Regions from separate parts of the Homo sapiens genome. Here region 1 is linked to region 2. Evidence: chromatin loops called from intact Hi-C (ENCODE). Cell type or tissue: heart right ventricle. All regions are shown on one strand. Each heading gives the region's core, and the rest is flanking DNA. Links, peaks and the distances in the headings are about the cores only.

Region 1 (6,154 bases), core at 1,155-6,154, 66 kb before region 2:
GGCCAGCTGGATGTGACTGTATAGCCTGGACAGAGCCCCCGACCCCATGCCAAAAGTCAAGGCTTTTTAGGGCCTGGTTCCAACTGGGTTCAGCCCTCCCAACTCCTCATCCGACCCCATGGCCTCCAAGCCTTTGCTTACACTGGCCTGCCACCTGGGATTCCACTCCCGTTTATCCAAACTCTCAAGACCCACCTTTTCCACAGAGCCTTCCCAGTGAAGGCTGAGCCAACCCCTGGGGAGGGTTTTAGACCCCCTGGTGCTCCCCCCTCCAGCTACAGCCGAGGCCTTCTCACCCTCCCTAGGGCTTGTGTAGCCCTTTTCAGAGCCACTCCCGTGAGCACCCGGACACTGAGGCAGCCGAGTCCTCCCTTTGCAGCTGAGACAGGTTCAGAGAGGGGAAGGAACTTGCCCAGGTCACAAAGCCCTGGAGTGGCCGAGTCAAGGTCAGCTTCCTGCTTCTCCTGCTCCCCAGGCTCTCTCCCTGAGCCCAAAGAAGGTGGTGGGGTGGGGGGTGGTTGTGCCCTATACCCCCTGGGCAGAACCCACAAAGCCCCAGCCCTCACAAAGGCTGAAAGGCCCTAGGGAGGGCTGGCTCAACCCGGAGAGAGGGAGCCCAGAGCTCAGAGCCCCCCAACTCTAGCCCCACTGGGGACAGACACTCACGCCCAGAAGTCCTCCACAGTGTCCACCTTGGTGACCAGGTGCAGGTTGTCCTGCCAGGCCCGGCTGCGGTCATTCTTGAAGAACCACAGAGCCCACCTGGTAGGGGAAGGGGGAGGCAGCCAGGAGGAAGCAGAGAGCCAAGTCCACCCCCGGGGCACCTGGACTGACAGGGAGGACCCTCCCCTTCAAGGGCGAACTGGGAGATGAGATTTGGGGCACAGCATTCCCCTCTCAGGTGAATGAAATCAGTTGTCCTGAAGGGCAGGGGAGGAGTGGGGGTGTTTGACCCACAGTCTCTGCGGGGTTAGGGCTGGAAGGGCCAACAGGGCCCAAGGCTTAGGTCAGCCCTGGCCTCCCACGGATGAAGAGCTAGGGCCAAGAGAGGCGGGGTTGCCCAAGGCCACGCTGCCAGCACAGAGGCTGGCCTGAAAGCAAGGGGCTGTGTTCCACTCGCAGGCTCCTGCCTACCTGTTCTGCAAGGGGTGCAGCTCCAGCTTGACTTCCATGGGGCCCCCCGTCCGGGCCTTCCCTCTCAGAGACAGCAAAGTCCTGGGAGAGTTTGGAGACTTTTCTCCTGTGGGCGTCCTCTCTGCTGCCTCCTCCTCCTTCTCCTCCTCCTCCCACTCTCGGATTCCACCCTCAGCTTCACTCACCTGAGCCAAAAAAAGGAGTCAGGATGGGTTGTGAGCTCTGGCCCTGGCTGTCCCTGTGCCCACCCTGCCCATCCCCTGCTCCAGGAGGGGAAGGCAGGGGACTCACAAGGCCTTCAGTAGCCATGCCCAGCTCAAACTCCATGGAGGACCCAGCATCTGAAAAGCCCCCAGCTACCAGCTTTTAACCCACCAGCACCTGCCCCGCCCACCTGGGGCGGGGGGGGGGGGGGAGAGGGCGGGGCCATGGTGCACTGGGGGTAGAGAGGCCAGGCTGATTACCTCAACAGCAAGCATTTAGTGAGTGCCTTCTTCGTGCAGGCCTGGGGCTGGGGAAGCAGCTGTGACCAAGCCCCACACCATGGGGGCCAAGACCTGAAGGTAAGCGTCAATATTTGGAGCCTGCTCGAAGGGAAAGCAAGGTCTGCATCCCGTGGAGGGTGACCCCAGAATGTGAGGTGGACGGCCCTGCCGATGGCAGAAGCAGAGACACTGACATGGCCGTGGGGCCTTCTGGCACCATCCCCAACCTCACATCAGAGCAGGTATTCATCTGGTCTCTGGAAGCACCTGAGTTTTTTTGTTTGTTTGTTTTTAAATAAAATATTCTTTTGACTAGAGATGAAGGAATCTCACTATGTTGCCCAGGCAACTCCTGGGCTCAAGTGATCTCCCATTTCAGCCTCCCAAAGTGCTGGGATTACTGGCATGAGCCACCATACCCAGTGGCATCTGAGTTTTTTAAAAGTTTAATCATCTGCCAACATTTAGACATAGGGGGGTTTTATACTAAGATTCACACTTTTGGTTTCTCTTGAGGATTTGGAAAGTTCCTCCCCGACTCACTGCCTCACAGGCCCCCAGTCCCTTTGGAGACACATGAGGCTCCCCACAGCCCCCACCTTACCTCCTGCCCCACCTGAGTGTTCTCTGCCTGACCTGGATGGTGAGGGTCAGGGCTGCAGCCACACAGCCTGGGTTCTAGTCCTGATTCTACCCTGACCGCGGCCAGGCCTGAGCTTCATCGAGTCAGTTTCCCCATCTGTAAAATGAAAATGTTAATCATACACAACTCAGAAGCTTGTTGAGGGTATTAAATGATATAGAACACATAGAACCCGTAGAACAAGGCCTGGCTTGTGCTCAACAGAAGTCAGCTGAGGGTTCTCCCAGGTTGGGGAGGGTGGGGACTGGGATGGGGAAGGAAGGCAGGGAAGCTTTGGACACCCTTTATCGGCCTTCTGAACAACCCCTTTTCTGTGGAGGCTGAAGGCTCCCCAAGTCCTTTAAAGTTTTGCCTCCTCCCCTTGGGCACTTTTAGGGTCCCAGACGTATAAAAGGCCCTGCTCCTCCCCCACACTTGGGGGGCTCGTGACCATCTGGAGGCTGAGTATTTGCTCAACCCACAGCCTTAAGCCCTGGTACGTGCTAGGCACAGGGTTAGGTGCTGCTACGGTGATGAGCGAAAAACAAGCGGGCCCTGTGCTCAGGTTTATGAGATTATGCATCCCTCAGACAATCTGTGTCGTCACAAACACAACCCACTGAAGGAAAGGGATTCGGGGATGGGAGAACCTAAAAAGTCCACGATCCAAGCTGGGGCTTCAGAGCGGCAGTTCTTAGGTGCGTGTATCAGAATCACCTGCACGGCTTGCTCATCACACGCTGCTGGGCCCTGTCTCAGAACTTCTGACGCCTTAGTTCTGGGCTTGGGCTTGAGGATGTTTCCATTTTATTTATTTATTTATATTGTTTTCAGGCAAGGTCTCACTCCAGCTGCCCAGGCGGGAGTGCAGTGGTGCCATCTTGGCTCACTGCCGTCTTGACGTCTCAGCTCAGGTGATTCCCCCACCTCAGCCTCCCGAGTAGCTGGGACTACAGGCATGCACCACCACGCCCGGCTAGTTTTGTTTTGTTTTGTTTTATTTTGTAGAGGTAGGGTTTTGCCATGTTGCCCAGGCTGGTCTTGAATGTCTAGACTCAAGCAATCTGCCCACCTTGGCCTCCCAAGTGCTGGGATTACAGGCGTGACCCAAAGCGCCAGGCCCAGGATGTTTGTATTTCTAACAAGTTCCCAGATGCTGCTGGCCAGGGACCCCGTTTTAAGAACCACTGAGAAGAAGGTCACTGAGAGGTGGTATTTGAGCAAAGACCTAAAGCATAAACAAGAAATAATAGGAAATAATTAACTGGGTCGGGGAGGGCATCTCTGGGAGTGGGAACAGTATGTGCAAATGCCCTGGGGCAAAGGGAATGTGGAATACCAGAGGACGAGAAGACAGGCCAGTGTGGGCGAAGCTAAAAGGGGAAAGAAATGGGTAAGCCTGATCCTAGGGGCAGTGGGGAGCCACTGAGCATTTTGAGCATGTACAGACTGGCTGGGGAGGCAATCAGATATGCTTTTCAGCAGGTTCTCTGGATTGCTGTGTAGGAAACAGAACCCTGTGGCTGCAAGAAGGTGTGGGGAAACACTGACTAGGATGCTAATGTAGTCGTCCAGGTGACAGAGGGGGCGGCAGAGAAGATGGAGAGATGATAATAGACTCAAGGGGTATGTAGAAGGAAAACTCAGTGATATTTAGTGATAGATAGGCCCTGGAGGGGTGAAGCACTGTGTCCCACTTATCTATTGCTGCACAACAAACCACCCCAAACTCAGTGGCTTAAAACAATAATCATCATTTATTATGCTCACAAGCGTGCAATGTGGGTAGTGCTCAGTAGGACAGCCCAGCTCTCCTTCAAAGGGAGGTCAGCTAGGGTGGCTTACAGGTTGGGGCTGGAGTCATCTGCTCACTCACACGTGGGGCAGCTGATGCCAGCTGTCAGCTGGAGCCTCAGCTGGGGGTGCTGGCCAGGATGGCACTGCGTGGCCTCTCCATGTGGCTGCTTGGCTTCTTCCCGGCGTGGTGGCTGGGTTCCCAGAGCAAGCATCCCAAGAGACAGGAAGCAGAAGCTGCCAGTTTCTTAAGGCCTGGGCCTGAAACCTGGCACCACATCAGACCCACTCTATTCTACTAGAGTCACAGGCCCAGATTCAAGGGAGGGGACATACTGCCACCTCTCAGTGGGAGGAGCATTGAAGAAATTTGGACAGAGGGAGCACTGGAAGAGGACCAGGCTGGGAAGAGCTCACGAATCTAGATTTTGTTGTTGTTGTTTTGAGACAGTGTCTTGCTCTGTTGCCCAAGCTGGAGTGTAGTGGCATGACCATAGCTCACTGCAGCCTCAAACTCCTTGGCTCATTCTCCCTCCTCAGCCTCCCGAGAAACTGGGACTACAGGTGCACACCACCATGTCTGGCTAATTTTCAATTAAAAAAAAAATAGAGATGAGGTCTCAATATGTGGCCTAGACTGGTCTCAAATCAGCCTGGGAGGGTTCAAGTGATTCTCCTGCCTTTGCTTCCCAAAGTGTTGGGATTACGAGTGTGAGCCACTGTGCCGGCCAGGAATCTAGATCTGATGAAGAAAAAGGAAGGAAGGGCTCCCCCCAGTACCGGGCATGGTCTTAGCTACCTTACAGCTGTGGCCCAGAGCCCAGCTCGGAAGGACCCTCCCAGCCACAGCACCCCTTCCCACCACTTCCCACAGCTTCCAGCCTGGGGAAGCTCCTGGAGTCTTGGATTGAGGTGACTAAGGAGAGACCTTAAGAGCAACCCCCCTGGCGCTACAGGCATCCTGGCCCCTCGCTGAGGCCCTTCCAAGTCTGTCTATGGGGGACATCTTCATGCTGGGATTGAACCAGCAGGGGCTCTTAAATCCCAGCCCTACCATCCTGTTCCTAAAATATCTTGAATCTGCCCATTCCTCTCCCTCCCAACTCCCCTGACTCCAGAGAAGCTGGTTCTGACCTTGGCTGCTGTGTATTTCCTGACACTCCACTTGCTTCCACTCCTGCTTTCCTACAGAAAGTTCTCCAGGTTCCTCGGGGGGATCATTTAAAATATTAATCTGGTCACGTAACTTCTTTGTTTAAAACCCAGGCCAGCTGTGGTGGCTCATGCCTGTAATCCCAGCACTTTGGGAGGCCGAGGCCAGTGGATCACCTGAGGTCAGGAGTTCGAGAGTAGCCTGGCCAACATGGTAAAACCGTGTCTCTACTAAAAATAAAACAAACAAACAAACAACAACAGCAACAAAACTAGTTGGGCATGGTGGCAGGCACCTGTAATCCCAGCTACTTGGGAGGCTGAGGCAGGAGAATCACTTGAATTGGGGAGGTAGAGGTTGCAGTGAGCCGAGATCGCACCATTGCACTCCAGCCTGGGCAACAAGAGTGAAACTGCATTTAAACAAACAAACAAACAAACAAACAAACCTCCAGGACACCCAGGATGTGATCCAAAGTCCAGGTCCTGGGCTTGCAAGGTTCTTAGGCGATCCAGCCTCCCATGCCCTGAGCACATGGAGCCTCCAAAAGGCTAGATTTGTTCCTGCCTCAGGGCCTTTGCACTTGCAGTTTCCTCTGCAACTTTTTACAGAACTTCTCCTTGTCCTTCTGGGCTTGGCTCAAATGTCACCTTCTCAAAGAGGCCTTCCCTGACTGCTACCCTATCTACAGAAGAACACTCTCCCCCATGCCCTCTAACTCATCACTCTGTTCTATTTCCTTCTTAGCGCTTAACACTACTTATTCGTTTATTCATTCAACAAATAATGACCTACCAATTACTTTGTGCCGGACACCATTTTAGGCTCTGGGGAGCACAGCTGTGAACAAAATGGATGGTTTCTTCTCTTTGCATCAGAAGGCCCTAGGACTAAGCCCTGGGACCTCTTGTCTGTTCTGTCAGTACTTGCTGTTTCATGCCCTTATCCAGTAATGGGCATTAAATG
Region 2 (10,337 bases), core at 2,379-7,378:
CTCTGGAAACTACACAGTCCTGGAAAGACGGGAGGGCTCTGTGGCCACCAGATTGTCACTCTGAGGACCTGGTTTCTCACTTCTCACAAGATGCCTCAGGGGCGAAGCTTCCGAACTCCTCAGGACGAGGGAGGAAGCTACTCCCCGGTGTTTCTCTGGAGTCACTAGTGGGTTTTTATCTCATGAACTCTGTGAACCTGGCCACTGATCTCATTTCCTTTTTTGCTTTGGCCACCATGAAGCTCAGATCAGAATTTGCAGCTCACTCCAAGCAATTCTGTAGCACTGGGTTCTAATTTTACCTTGTGCCCTTTAACAAATGCCACCTTTATTTTCTCTTTTTTCTTATTTCTTTCATATTTTTATCTTACTATTTATCTAAGCCACCTCAAGTCCTTTTTGGAGTGGGGCAGGTGGGTAAATAAAAAAGAAGTGTATGTTTTTGAGGGATTTCTCTGGCAGGCCCAGTGCTGAGCTCCTCACACAAGTCATTAAATTATTCCCCAATGACCCTGAGAGTAAGGCTATAATTTTCTTCATTTCCTGGGAGGAAACAGAGACTCTGAGTGACTGTCTCAGAGCCACACAGCGGAGCCCCGACTTTACCCAGGGCCAGCATGCCCACAGAGCAGGCTTGGTCCCCTCCCCCAGCCTTACCCACCAGGTCCAGGCAGGCTCACACCTGGATGGTCACGGAGACATTGCCCTCCTCCTCCTGGACGAAGATGTTGTAGGAGCCGCTAACCACGGGTGCATTGTCGTTGATGTCCAGCAGGTGGATCTGCAGTGTGGTGGAGGAGGACAGGTTCCCGCCGTCTGTGGCCTGCAGCGTCAGGTAGTACACGGCCTGGCTCTCCCGGTCCAGCAGCTCACCGTTCCTCACCGTCACCGTCCCTGAGACGGGATCCACTTGGAAGAGGTCTGCCCTGCTCAGAGGGGCCAGGTTCAGCAAATAGAGACACAGGATGCCCATTTCAGTGTGAATTTCAGATATACAACAACAAATATTTCAGCATATCCCATGCAGTATATGCAACATATTCATTATTTCAAAAAGTCATTCCTTGTTTATCTGAAATTGAAATGTAACTGAGTGCCTTCGGTCTTCCCCAGCTATTCTATCTCTGCAGAGAGGCAGAGAGGTGGGCCTGGGCCCTGCTCACCCACCTGCCTACGGCCCACCCTGAGCCCTTACCCATTTCCTGGGAGCAGGCTGTAGGTAATTTGGCCCCACGCGCCCGTGTCTGGGTCCGTGGCCTGTGAGGCAGAGACATGGCAGGGTGCTGTGTGGAGGCGATGCACGCACCGCCACCCATGCAGCTCGTGGGGACAGAGCTGTCGTGCTTCCTCACACAAAGGGAGAATCCCCAGCACACTCAGATTCACTCATGGCCACCCCCATCTCACACATACACACACACACACTCTCACACTCACACATGCACGCCCGCTTGCTGGGACCCCACAGCCCCACTGTGTCCACATCACTCACGTGGATGCTGTCGGTGACCACAGAGCCGGTGGCGCTGTGCTCTGGCACCGTGAGGACGTACAAGCTCTGGGGAAACGTGGGCCTGTGGTCATTAATGTCTCTAAGGTGGATGGTCACCATGGCGACGGAGAAGTTCTGGCTGACGGAGTCTGTGGCCACAACCTGGGGGCAGGGGAGGAGGCAGCAGCTGTGGGGCCCAAGTGCCCCTCGGCTTCTGCCCCTGGCACCCCGGAGCAGCCCTCACCTGCACCGCCATCGCCGTCTGCCTCTCGTAGTCCACCAGCGCGGATACTCTCACCAGCACCTGAACGGAGGCTGAGCCCACTGCCCGCTCCGGGGAGACGCTGAAGGCTTCTGCATCGGGGCCCCCCAGCGACAACAGGAAGGTGCCATTGCTGCCCTGTAAAGGTGGGCTGTCTAGCAGGGACCTGTCCCCCTGCTCTGCCCACCTGCATCTTCCCCCAGTCCCCAGGCTTCTATCTCTGGATGCCCCGCCCGATGAGGTCCCATGGAAGGGGGCTCTCAAAAGACTGCGAGAGAGGGTGCAGGAGGCTGGGCTGGTCACCAGTCCCTGCAAATGCAGGCTCTGTAGAAGACAGCTCCCTAGGCACTGTGGGTCCCAGACCTGGGCTGGAGCCTGGACACACACCCCTCACTCCTGTCAGCTGTCCCTCCCACCCACCCTTCACATCCCCCACCCCCAGCCCCCACAGCAACACCAAACACCACTCACACCCTACGTCACCCCACTGGCCAGTGCCACCCTTCTGGCCAACCTAACCCCACCCGACACTGTCCTCCACGCAACATTTCCAACCCCTCAGTATCACCTAACACCATACACCCTCCAGAGTTACTCATCCTCCAGCGCCACCGTGTTACCCACCTCTCACTGCAGCCTCCACTTAAGAGTGCCTCCCATGGCTGGGCGCGGTGGCTCACGCCTGCAATCCCAGCACTTTGGGAGGCCAAGGTAGGTGGATCACTTGAGGTCAGGAGTTCAAGACCAACCTGGCCAACATGGTGAAACTCCATCTCTACTAAAAACACAAAAATTAGCTGGGCGAGGTGGTGCACACCTGTAATCACAGCTACTTGGGAGGCTGAGGCAGGAGAATCCCTTCCACCTGGGAGGCAGAGGTTGCAGTGGGCCAAGATTGGGCCATTGCACTCCAGCCTGGGTGACAGAGCGAAATTCCATCTCAAAAAAAAAAAAAAAGAGCACCCTCCCACCTCACACCCTCAGACCACTTGTCCCAACACTGCTCAGCCTCCCCCAGTTCCCAGGACTACCCAAATCATGGCCGCCCAATGCCAGGAGACCTCGCCAGCCACCCATCACCACGGACAATGATGTTCTACTCAGCATCATCTGACGTTCTACGTCAGCCTCCACTCAGCATGGCCTTCTATTCAGCCCCACACGGATCGCCCAGAGGATGATACTGCTTACCAACACAGGCTTCCAGAGAGCACCCAGCACCCCCATTCTCCGCCATCACACCCTGCACCACCAGCACCGCCACCCAGCACCACATGACACCGTCACTCGATCCAGGCTCCCACTGGCCTCCCCCAGCCACCCCCGCCCACACCCACGCCACCACGCCTGCCTTGTCCGGGTCGTAGACCACCATGGTGAGGTCATCGATGGGGATGCGGGGGGAGGCATGCTCGTCCACGTAGCCAGTGAAGTTCACTTGGGCCTCTTCGGGGGTGAAGGTGCAGGCTGGGAGGCTGCAGTTGTAAAACTCAGGTTTGTGGTCATTGACGTCCATCACTCTCACTGTCACCCAGATGCTCACCTTGGCCTCCTGCCCGTAGATGTTGAGGTGTGTCTCGGTGGCCTGAGGCACAGAGCAGAGGGCAGAGGGCAGAGAGCCAGTGCTCAGAGAGAGAGATCAAAGGCCAGAGGTTAGAGAGCAGGGTTCTGACAGGGGTGGTGGGGCCTTTGCTCACCGTGACCTGCAGCTGCACCTCCTCATCCGCCTCCAGCAGCTGCTCACGGTCCAGGGAGCCGTTGACCCTGATCACCCCATCTGCCCCGATGTCAAACCAGCCGGGCCGCGTGGAGTCTGGCAAGGAGAAAGGCGGAACAGCTGGAACAGCTGCTCCAGTGGCTCTGACGGAGCCCCAGGCCCATTGCCTCCAGGGACTCTGACGGAGACCCCACCCTGGCCCCGGCCCAGCCCTGGCCTGGGGACACCCCGTTCTCACAGGAGATGCTGTAGATCACAGGGTCATTGATGCCTTTGTCGCCATCCACAGCCTCCACCGTCAGCACCGAGGTTCCCTGGAATGGGGCCTGGTCAGTGCTCCTCAAACTTCCCCGCCTCCCGCCTCCACCCACACCCCACAGGTCCCCCGTGCACCTTGGCTGCATCCTCAGCCACAGAGGCCGAGTAAAACTCCCTGACAAACTGGGGGTCAAGGTCAGGCTGGTCCACCACGGAGATGGACAGGAAGACAGGCAGGGAGCACTGGATGGTGAAGGTGTTGTGGTACATGCCGCCCAAGTCCTGCGGGGAGATGGCCACCCGTGAGCCAGCGCCGTGGGTCCTAGGCCCGCCTGCCGGCACCCCCACTCACACAGGCCTTCAGCTCCAGCTGGTAGAAAGCGCTCTTGTTGTTGTAGCTGAGGCTGCCATTGAGGACTATGGAGCCATTGGCCAGGATCCGGAAGAGATGCTCGCTGTCCCCAGTGCTAGGGATGACCTGGGGCAGAGCAGACTTGGGTCAGGCTCCCTAGGGACAGCCCTGCACCGAGGACCCCACTCTGAGCAACGCAGGGAAGGTCCCAGCTCTGCCACTGACCAGTCACGCCACTGGCACCAGGTCATATGACCTCTCTGAGCCTCAGTTTCCAGCTCCAGGAAATGGGGCTGGTGACAACCCTCAGTGGGTTGAAAGGAGGATCCAATAAGATGCAGTCGGCCCTCCATCTCTGTGGCTTCCACATCCACAGATTTGACCAGCACAGATCAAAACTGTAGCTAGGCTCACTCACAATGGTTGCGTCTGTACTGAAGGTGTACAAACTTTTTCCCTTGCCATGATTCCCTAAACAATATAGCATAACATGCTATAGTTACATAGTATTTGCATTGCATTGGTATTGGAGGTAACCTAGAGGTGATTTAAAGCACACAGGAGGATGTGTCTAGGTTACATGCAAATACTACCCCGTTGCATGTCAGGGACTTGAGCAGCCATGGATTTTGGTGTCCTCAGGGATCCTGGAGCCAAGTCCCCACGGATACCAAGGGGCGACTATACAGTATGTGCCAGGCACGTGGTTGGTGCTCGGTAAATGGCGCTATCAACAGCAAGTCTGTTTCCATGAGAAATGGGTTTACACACCCCTTATTGTCTGTGGAATTTGGACAAGACCTGGGAGCAGGCGGGCAGGAAGAAGGGTCTGGTCTGCAGCAGGCACCCTCTTTAGGTAAGCGGGCAAGGCGAGGTTTCCGGGGAGGGGGGCTGGTGGCCAGAGGACGGTTTGGGGACCAGGGCTGGGCCAAGGCAGGACCAATGTCCCCACCCCAACGTTCAGGCCCTGTGGGTTGTCTGTGGAGATGCTGCCCCCTGGCGGTCACAAAGGCGGTCAGGGCCCCCTTCACACTCACCTTCTCTATGGAGTACACGACCATGCCTGCAGACCCCATGTCTTTATCCACGGCCAGCACGGAGAACACCACACTGCCCACGGGCAGGGTCTGCAGGGAGGGACTCGTCACCTATGAGCTCAAATCCAGCTCCTCCTCTCCCTTGTCCGTCACTGCCCCCCTGAGCTTCAGTGTCCTCAGCTGTGCACTCATGGGGACAGGGTTCCCCTGTCCTTCCCACCAGGGCTGCGGGTGGAAGGCACCTGGGGGTGCGGGGCGGCAGAGAGGATCTCCCTCCTCCCCTCCCCACACAGCCTCTCCACCACCTAAGCTGGCTTCTGATTGTCGGAGCCCCTCAGAACCAGGATGAGGGATCATTCTAGAGCCCAGCCTCACTGTGCCACTGCGCACTCAGACATCCCATGTGCTCTCTACAGCCTATAGCCATGGGTTTCAAACAGCGCCCTACAGAGCTGGAGGCTTCTTTGGGGAGTACTCTGCTCCTGGGCCCCTGTACACACCAACTCTACCTCCTTTTTTTTTTCCTGAGATGGAGTTTCACTCTTTCGCCCAGGCTGGAGTGAAGGGGCACGATCTCGGCTCACTGTAACCTCTGCCCCCTGGGTTTAAGCGATTCTCCTGCCTCAGCCTCCCCAGTAGGTGGGATTATAGGCGCCCACCACCATGCCTAGCTAATTTTTTTTATATATATTTTTAATAGAGACAGGGTTTCACCGTGTTGGCCAGGCTGGTGTCGAACTCCTGACCTCAGGTGATCCACCCGCCTCAGCCTCCCAAAGTGCTAGGATTATAGGTGTGAGCCACCGTGCCCAGCCACGACCTATACTTCCTAATGGTGGCCACAGAGATCTTTGAAAATCATGAATCAGACCACATAACTCTTCTCCTTCAAATCCCCCAAGAGTCCCCCCATTCTGCCCAGATCACAGTCCAGACTCCTTCGAGCCTGGGCTGCCACTCGCCTCTCTGACCTGACCTCCTCCTCACCCTCCCCCTCCAGCCACACTGGCTGAGCTTGTTCCTGCCTCAGGGCTTTGCACCTGTTGTTCCCCCTGCCTGGAGCACCCCTTCCTGGAGCATCCCCTGCCAGCTCCTTCTTGCCATTCAGGTCTCTCTGTTCAGATGCCCTCAACTCAGAGAGGCCTTTCCTGACCCTTCAACCTAAAGCAGTGCCCGCTGCAGTCACTTCCTTGACTTTGCCTTGTCTCGTGCTCATTGTGGGGCTCACCGCCATCTGAAATCCATTCTGCTTATTTTGTTTCATTGGTTCCTGTCTGTGGCCTTCCCTAGAAGGTGAGCTGCTGAGAGTAGCAACCAGGTCTGTCTTGCTCCCCAGGTAACCTTAGCACCTAGACAGTGCCGGGTGCTGAGGCATTGCATCAGAGCCTCTCACATGGCTGTCCAGACCACACGTGTCTGGCCTGGCATGGGGCCCCCCACCTGGAAGGTCTTTGCAGGCACATGGCAACGGAAGTTCAGGAGTGGTGGTATTTGCTGCCCAGTGACCATCAGGGAATCTCCTTTCCACCCATGTAGCTTAAGTGGAACTGTCCCCACTCCTCCCCCTTGCTGCGGGGAAGGCCCACGATGCAGACCCAACCCATGAGAGCCTTCCATACCCCTAAATTAGCTCAAGGATAGCACATGACCTAAAATGAGCCAATGAAAGTCAGCCCTGGGCTTTGGGCTGGAAAGATTGAGAAAGAGACGGTCTCCTCAATGTGAGCCTGTACTTTTTAATTTTTTAATTTTTTTATTATTTATTTATTTATTTATTTATTTTTGAGATGGAGTTTTGTTCTTGTTGCCCAGGCTGGAGTGCAATGGTGCAATCTCGGCTCACTGCAACCTCTGCCTCCCAGGTTCAAGCAATTCTCCTGCCTCAGCCTCCTGAGTAGCTGGGATTACAGGCATGTGCCACCACACTCGGCTAATTTTTTTTTTTTTTTTCAGTAGAGACGGGGTTTCTCCATGTTGGTCAGGCTGGTCTCCAACTCCCGACCTCAGGTGATCCGCCCACCTCAGCCTCCCAAAGTGCTGGTATTACAGGAGTGAGCCACGGCACCCGGCGAGCCTGTACTTTTATCACCACATGAGAGACTTGCCTCTCTTCCCCCAGGATGGAGGCAATAAGAGAAGCAGAGCTGAGAGGAGGAGAGAAACTCAAATCATATCTTGATGTGATTTGAGTACCTGGATCCAGCCATGCCTGAAGATATGATTTCAAATCAAATTTCACGATATGATTTGGCTCAAATCAAATCAAGATATGATTTGAGTACCTGGATCTAGCCATGCCTGAAGTCTGAGGTACCTCTAAATTTTTTAGATACACGAGGCTGGGCGCAGTGGCTCACGCCTGTAATCCCAGCACTTTGGGAGGCCGAGGCGTGCGGATCACGAGGTCAGGAAATCGAGACCATCCTGGCTAACACGGTGAAACCCCGTCTCTACTAAAAATGCAAAAAATTAGGCGGGCGAGGTGGCGGGCGCCTGTAGTCCCAGCTACTTGGGAGGCTGAGGCAGGAGAATGGTGTGAACCCAGGAGGCGGAGCTTGCAGTGAGCCGAGATCGTGCCACTGCACTCCAGCCTGGGCAACAGAGTGAGACTCCGTCTACACAAAAAAAATCAACTCCCTTTTTTTTTTTTGCTTTCATCACTGAAAGAATTCCTAACCTGACTGATTGCAAAATATTGCTGTAACCAGTTTGTGGGGTTACATCCCCCTGGCTTTGGTTCTTGAAGCTGCCCCTGCTAGGAGAGGTTTTTCCCAACTCTGAATGCCCCACTGACTGTCTCTGGCTCTTCCTACTCTGAGAAGCACTTTGGGATGCCCCCTGCCCCACAACCACATTAAGGCAGGTGTCACCTCGTTGATGCTGGTGGAGAAAGCGGTGTTCTGGAAAACGGGTGCGTTGTCGTTTCTATCTTCCACAATCACCAGCATCTCCCTCTGCACCTGCAAGTGAGAAAGCCCAGGGGACCCCAGAAAATAGGATTTAAAACACCAGAAAAGTTGCAAGTATCGTACAAAGAGCTGGTGTCCTTCATCCAGATCAACCTACTGTTTGGTCTCTCTTTCTCTCCATATGTTTTTGGGGGCTTTTTTTTTTTTTTTTTTTTTTTTTTTTTTTGTAGAGACCAGGTTCTCTCCATATGTTGTTTTCTGAACCATTTGAAAGTAAGTTGCAGGCATCATTAGTTAATTTTTTTTTTTTTTTAGACAGAGTTTCATTCTTGTTACCCAGGCTGGAGTACAATGGCGTGATCTCATCTCAATGCAACCTCCGCCTCCCAGGTTCAAGCAATTCTCCTGCCTCAGCCTCCTGAGTAGCTGGGATTACAGACATGCACCACCACACCCAGTTAGTTTTTGGTATTTAGTAAAGATGGGGTTTTACCATGTTGGTCAGGCTGCTCTTGAACTCCCGACCTCAGGTGATCTGCCCGCCTTGGCGTCCCAAAGTGCTGGGATTACAGGCGTGCACCACCACGCCAGCAGTTAATTTTTTAAATATAAAATATGCCAGCCAGCCAGGCGCAGTGGCTCATGCCTGTGTACTTTGGGAGGCCAAGATGGGAGGATCGCTTGAGCCCAGGAGTTCAAGACCAGCCTGGGCAATATGGTGAGACTCTGTCTCTACAAAAAATTTTAAAATTAGCTGAGTATGGTTGGTGAGCGCCTGTAGTCCCAGCTACGCTGGAGGCTGAGTTAAGAGGATTGCTTGAGTCCAGGAGGTGGAGGCTGATGTGAGCTGTGATTGCACCACTGCACTCCAGCCTGGGCAAGAGTAAGATCCTAACTCAAAAAGATAAAATAAAAAGTTGGAAAAAAGTGCCTGTCCTATCACGGGAATGTGCACGTTCGCTTTGTTTGCCATAGTATAAAGCTGTGAACAACTATGTGGACACCAGAGGGAACCAGCTTAAGGGCAGTTCCCACCATAGATATAGACGTTACAAAAATTGGGGATTTGTAAGACCCAGAGAGAGCTCTAAGCTCAATCGCTGAGTGGGCAAGGCAGCTTTCAAGACAATATAGACAGCTGGATTCCACTGGGTTTCAAAAAATGCACCAAGAAGTACATGGAGGCATGTACCTCAGCGCTGAGAAGTGTCAAAGCATACAGTAACGGTCAACACTTCAGTGGGAGTGAGCTGGAAAGGATTTTCCAAGGGGACTTTCGTTTTATCTGTAATTTTTTTTTTTTTGAGACGGAGTCTCGTGCTATCACTCAGGCTGGAGTGAGGTGGTGCAATCTCGGCTCAATACAACCTCCACCTCCCGGGTTCAAGCGATTCTTGTGCCTCAGCCTCCTGAGTAGTTGGAATTACAAGCGTGTACCACCATGCCCAGCTAATTTTTGTATTTTTAGTAGAGATGGGGGTTTCTCCATGTTGGCCAGGGTGGTCTTGAACCCCTGACCTCAGGTGATCTGCCCACCTCGGCCTCCCAAAGTGGGAAATAAGAGTGTAGTTGCAACATATTCAGCCAAAGCAGTTGAGAGTGATTTTGCCTCTGGAGCCCTGGGGTGGAGAGGTATTTGGCACTTTTCTAATCAATATTTATATACATTAATAATACATTTAGGCCGGGCGTGGTGGCTCACGCCTGTAATCCCAGCACTCTGGGAAGCCGAGGCGGGCGGATCACAAGGTCAGGAGATCAAGACCATCCTGGCTAACACAGTGAAACCCCGTCTCTACTAAAAATACAAAAATTAGCCGGGCGTGGTGGCTGGCGCCTGTAGTCCCAGCTACTCGGGAGGCTGAGGCAGGAGAATGGCGTCAACCCAGGAGGCGGAGCTTGCAGTGAGCCGAGATCGCGCCACTGCACTCCAGCCTGGGCGACAGAGCGAGACTCCGTCTCAAAAAAAAAAAAAACATTTAATTTACAATTAAAATATAACCAATATATTTATATGTAAACAAAAAAGCCCTCATATGATATAAATAATATATTTATGTAATTTAAATAAATTTTAAAAATACTAAAATCTTGGTAATGTCATATGACAAAGAAATGAACTAGTATAATCTCGATATAAATAAACATTAAATTCACTGTTAACTGGGGCACCGTCCGCTTGCCGGAGGTGGGGACACAATCAGGAATGGACTCTCGCAATCCCTGTCTACCCCCCTGCACCTCCCAACTCACCTGGATGTAGGGGTCGCTCACGGAGATGGTGACTTTGAATGTGTAGAGTGTCTGCAG

What was found. A loop is a pair of places that touch in the nucleus more often than their neighbours do. Peaks named below come from ENCODE experiments on the same cell type or tissue, not always from the same donor. Only the 100,000 strongest peaks of a DNase experiment are listed, where the experiment ranks them.
Region 1: it touches region 2 in a loop (2.2-fold over the local background); 44 of 110 quality-filtered maps call a loop at or near these places.

What each region holds. Positions count from the first base shown.
Region 1 is chr5:176,638,247-176,644,400 of GRCh38, reverse strand. It overlaps EIF4E1B (eukaryotic translation initiation factor 4E family member 1B), which reads right to left. Exons shown (of 9, transcript NM_001099408.2): 2 at 2,236-2,358; 3 at 1,599-1,691; 4 at 1,135-1,319; 5 at 667-762; 6 at 1-25. The coding sequence starts at 1,613. Among named protein-coding and RNA genes, the nearest start is that of TSPAN17, 6.2 kb to the left of the region's middle. RefSeq lists enhancers at 1-315, 316-957. In heart right ventricle, for the core only: no CTCF peak of the experiment used is centred there; a DNase peak (open chromatin) is centred at 4,220; H3K27ac peaks cover 380 bases.
Region 2 is chr5:176,568,954-176,579,290 of GRCh38, reverse strand. It overlaps CDHR2 (cadherin related family member 2), which reads right to left. Exons shown (of 32, transcript NM_017675.6): 5 at 10,281-10,331; 6 at 7,989-8,078; 7 at 5,119-5,208; 8 at 4,082-4,207; 9 at 3,865-4,011; 10 at 3,710-3,785; 11 at 3,452-3,567; 12 at 3,106-3,339; 13 at 1,737-1,892; 14 at 1,493-1,654; 15 at 1,196-1,257; 16 at 683-926. Among named protein-coding and RNA genes, the nearest start is that of CDHR2, 25 kb to the right of the region's middle. RefSeq lists a silencer at 569-863. In heart right ventricle, for the core only: a CTCF peak has its summit at 5,084 (motif pointing left); a DNase peak (open chromatin) is centred at 5,070; H3K27me3 peaks cover 558 bases.